2 separate regions of the Homo sapiens genome follow, and region 1 is linked to region 2. A link is an interaction called in ENCODE POLR2A ChIA-PET data of the cell type or tissue named here. Cell type or tissue: GM12878. All regions are shown on one strand.

Region 1 (2,500 bases), 490 kb after region 2:
CTCCTGTTAGCTAGGCATTAAGTGCACTAAGGAAGAAAATATGTTATCAAAGTTGATGATGTGAATGCTGCATATCAAAACTTGTGAAATGTAGCTAATTCCATGCTTAGGTGATAATATATACCTTTAAATGCATATGACTTTTTTAAAAAGAAGATGGAAAGTTACTGAACTAACCATCTTAAGAAATTAGAAAAGGAACACATTAAAGAGAATAAGTAGAAGGAAGAGTGGAAACTTAAAACTTGGAAACTTAGGAAATAAAAACGTACAGTAGAGGAACAGCAAAGTCAAAAGTTCATGGGAAAAAATGATTAAAAAATGATAAAATTGACTAATCAAGAAAATAAGAGAGTCACAAATCCATAAAAGGTGGCGTCATTACAGATCCAGACCTTAAAAGATAATATATCACAAAGATGAGAAATTATAAAGTAGAATACAAACATCGAGTATAGAGGCTCAACAAAGCTGAAAGTTCTTTGGAAAAAAATCAACAAAATCAAAAAACGCTCTCCTAAATAGCAGATAATGGTATGAAAAAGACAGCATCCCTACACATCTTGCAGACGTTTGAAAGATTATATGTAGATTATATGAGGTTTTTTAAAATAGTCAAACTCGTAGAGGCAGGGTGTAGAATAGTAGTTGCCAGGGTCCGGTGGCAGGGGAGAAATGAGGAGATGCTGATTAGTGGGCATAAAGTTTCAGTTATGCAAGATGAATAAGGACTAGATACCTGCTATACAGTATTGTGCCTGTAGATAACAATGCTGCATTGTACCCTTAAAAACCTATTAAAAAGGTAGATCTCATGGTAAGTGTTCTTACCACAATGACGTAAAGATAAGATTATAAGTGAATATTATAAAATCCCAATTTTTTAAAATTTAGATGAAATTAGTAGTTCCTAGAAAAATATAACTTAGTAAAATTGACATCAGAGAAAAGAAAGTATAAGTTCTATAGCTATTAAGTAGAATTAATTATTTAAAAGCATTACACACAGCCGGGCGCACTGACTCACGCCTGTAATCCCAGCACTATGGGAGGCCGAGGTGGGCGGATCATGAGGTCAGGAGATCAAGACCATCCTAGCTAACATGGTGAAACCCTGTCTCTACTAAAACTACAAAAAATTAGCCAGGCGTGGTGGCACGCACCTGTAGTCCCAGCTACTCAGGAGGCTGAGGCAGAAGAATGGCATGAGCCGGGGAGGCGGAGCTTGTAGTGAGCCCAGATCACACCACTGCACTCCAGCCTGAGCAACAGAGAGAGACCATCTCGAAGAAAAAAAAAAATCTTTACACACAGACATTCACACAGTTAGACATAAACACAGACTTCCAGGCATAGATGGCTTTGCCAATGAAAATGAAGCAACATATCAAACTTATTTCATGAAATCAGCATGATCTTGATATGAAAATCTGACAAGGTTATTACAACAAAGAAATATTACAGACCAGTAGTCTCGATACAGATGCAGATTTATAAGTGAAATCCAGCAATATATAGAATAAATGATACATTAAAAATAAATTGGTTTATTCCAGACATGTGAAGTTGGTTTAGGATTTGAAGATCATTTAGATTCACCACATTTATAGGAAAACAGGCGATAAGTTATGTGATCATTTCATTAGATACAGGAAAAACATTTGATAAAATTTGTCACTGTCATGATAAAACCCCTTAGCAAACTAGAATAGAAGGGAACTTCTTTAATCTGACAAAAGATTTCTAGAAAAACAAAACCCTCCCAGCAAATATCTATATTTAATAATAATGTTGTAAGCTTTCCCTTTGAGATCTGGAACATGACACAGATGCCTGTTAACACCACTTCTGTTCAGTGTCTTACTGGAGGTCTTAGCCAGTGTAAGGAGGCAAGCAAAAGAACTCACTGTTATGAGGACTGGAAGAGAGGAATTAAAATTTATTAAAATTTATTACTTTAAGAAGTTCATTAAAATTTTATTATTTGCAGTTGACATGATTGTGTATAACAAAAATCCAAAAGAATTAGAGGATTAGAATAAAAAAGTGTTTAGAGACCGGTCACGGTGACTCACACCTGTAACCCTAGCACTTTGGGCACCTGAAGCAGGAAGATTGCTTGAGTCCAGGAATTCAAGACCAGCCTGAGCAACATTGATGAGACCCCATCTCTACAAAAAAATTAAATAACTAGCTGGACACAGTGGTGCATGCCTATAGTCCCAGCTGCTCAGGAGGCTGAGGCAGAAGGATAACTTGAGCTCAGGAGTTCGAGATTGCAGTGAGCCATGATTACACCACACTGCACTCCAGCCTCGGTGACAGTGTGAGACTCTGCCTCAAAAAAAAAGAAAAAAAATATTCAGTAAGGTTGAAGGTTTTAAGGTCTATATTAAAAAGAAAAATACGTTACATTTCTATATGTTGTTTTCTTACAAAAGCTAGAAAATAAAACAATTTTAAATATTACTTATAATGTAGTCTGAAAATATCAAATATC
Region 2 (2,500 bases):
GTTTTGTTTTGTTTTGAGGCAGGGTCTCATTCTGCCGCCCAGGTGGGACTACAGTGGTGCAATCACCACTCATTGCAGCCTTGAGCTCCTGGGCTCAAGCAGTCCTCCTGCCTCAGCCTACTGAGTAGCTGGGACTACAGATGCACACTACCATGCCTGGTTAATTATTTTTATTTTTATTTTTGGTAGAGATGGGGTCTCACTATGTTGTTGCCCAGGGTGGTCTCAAACTCCTGGCCTCAAGTGATCCTCCCACCTTAGCCTCCCAAAGTGCTGGGATTACAAGCATAAGCCACAACACCTGGCCAGCATCACACTTTAAATTACCTGTGAAGTATCTATAATCATGATTACTTTGGGAACTAATGTTACCTAGGTCTCTGTCCTCCACCACTACATCCACCAGCCTCTTCACCCCACCGCTCACTGAGCATGGGGTTACCAGTCCTCTTAGTTCTGTCTAAACCCTCACTAAATCAGAATGCATAGTTCAGGCCAGACTGATTGGGGAAACTGAGACACATTTCTAACAGGACTTTCGCTTTTACAGCCTCATAATAACTACTATTGCAACATTATACTAAAAACAGTGCTGATGTTAATAATAATGATAATAATTTATTAAGTTCTGATTATATGTCAGGTACTTTACATATTTAATCCTCTCCAAAACTTTATGATAGAAGGTCCACAATCCTTATCCACAATTCTGAAATACAAAAAGCTCTGAAAACCCAAGTATTTTTCCCTAAGTATATGGCAAACTCTTCTTGTGGTAAAACTTGACCTGAACCAACATGAATTTTTAAAAAATAATCTTCATTTATCCACTTAGAGTGAACATTCATACATTTTGCTGCCACACAGGTCACATGTTTGAATGAGGGAGTGCTGTCCTAGGCCCTCCTGTCATGTCACATCTTATGTTCTTTGGAGTATATACACTTTTTTTCTTTCTAAAATCAAAATTATCTGAATACCAAAATACATCTGGCCACAAGAATTTCAAAGATCCCCACTTCTCAGATAAATAAACTGAGATTCAGAAAGAATACATTTTTAGTACACATCTCCTCTAAGTCATCAGAGCCCTTTTACTAATGTAATAGTCAATACTTGTTACAGGCTGAATTGTGTCCTCCCAAAAGTCATATGTTGAGACCCTAATCCCCAGCATGACTGTATTTAGATATGGGGCCTTTGAAGAGGTAATTAAAGTTAAATGAGGTCATAAGAGTTGGGGCTTAATCCGATAGGGCAGGTGTCCTTATAAGAAGAGGAAGTGAAACCGTAGCACTCTCTCTCTCTCCCTCCCTCTTTATCCCCCTCCCCCTCCCTTCCTCCTTCCCTCCCTCTCTCCGTTTCCCGCCAATCCCTCCCCCACCCACTCCACCCCCATCCCCACTGTCTTCCTGCACAAACACAGAGGAAAGGTTGTGTGAGGACACAGCAAGAAGGCAGCCATCTACAAACCAGAAAGAGAGGCTTCACCAGAAACCAATCCTGATTTTGGGACCTTGGTCCTGGTCTCCTAGCTTCCAGAACTGTGAGAAAATAAATGTCTATTGTTTAAACCACTCAGTCTGTGGCAGTTTTTTTTTTTTTTTTTTTATGGCCGCTCAAGCAAACTAATACAAAATTTATTTATTTTTTTAATTGGGAAAAGGGTAGCTATTATGTCTTCATATAAGCTAATAGTTGTAGTTAAGTGGACCACTTCAATGTATACGCCCTTCAAACTATTTTAAAGGCCACTGGCTCATGGCTGATCTGAGAGAGCTGGGATTGCATTTATCATCTGTTGTCACCCTATCCAGTCTTTCATGAGAAAAATTCAGCAAACAGCAATGATTTACTATGTGCCAGGCACTGTTCTAAGTGTTTCATGTATATTAACATGTTCAGCCTTCACAACAACCCCTTGAGATAGACACTATTATATCCACTTTACAAATGATGAACTTGAGGCACAGAGAGGTTACATATATTGTCTCGCTAGTAAAACTGGCAGAGCAAGCATCTGAATCTCAGCAGAAACCAAACAGGAAAAAATCCTTTTCCTCATAGTGCTTATAGGGAAAGGTAGGGCAGAAGGCAAATAAATAAAATAAATAAGCAAATTATATAGTAAAGTAAAAGGTTATAACTCCAATGGAGAGGAATTATCTAAGCGTTTAACAACTAGACCGGGCACTGTGGCTAGCTGGGCACAGTGGCTCACACTTGTAATCCCAGCACTTTGGGAGGCCAAGGCCAGTGGATCACTTGAGGTTAGGAGTTCCAGACCAGCCTGGCCAACATGGTGAAACCCCGTCTTTACTAAAAATACAAAAATTAGCTGGGCGTAGTGGTGGGTATTTGTAATCCCAGGTACTCAGGAGGCTGAGGCAGGAGAATTGCTTGAACCTGGGAGGCAGAAGTTGCAGCGAGCCAGAATTGCACCACTGCACTCCAGCCTGGGCAACAAAGTGAGACCCTGTCTCAAAAAAAAAAAAAAAAA

The links. ChIA-PET counts read pairs that join two places held together with the same protein. Peaks named below come from ENCODE experiments on the same cell type or tissue, not always from the same donor. Only the 100,000 strongest peaks of a DNase experiment are listed, where the experiment ranks them.
Region 1: POLR2A ChIA-PET joins it to region 2 with 7 read pairs; 2 of 35 experiments call an interaction of 5 or more read pairs at or near these places.

The regions. Positions count from the first base shown.
Region 1 is chr18:35,667,953-35,670,452 of GRCh38, forward strand. The region is part of intron 3 of GALNT1 (polypeptide N-acetylgalactosaminyltransferase 1); the gene reads left to right. All of the region lies in intron 1 of LOC105372065 (a long non-coding RNA gene), which reads right to left. Among named protein-coding and RNA genes, the nearest start is that of MIR3975, 77 kb to the left of the region's middle. In GM12878, no CTCF peak of the experiment used is centred here; no DNase peak of the experiment used is centred here.
Region 2 is chr18:35,173,110-35,175,609 of GRCh38, forward strand. No RefSeq gene overlaps it. Among named protein-coding and RNA genes, the nearest start is that of ZNF397, 67 kb to the right of the region's middle. In GM12878, no CTCF peak of the experiment used is centred here; a DNase peak (open chromatin) is centred at 1,292.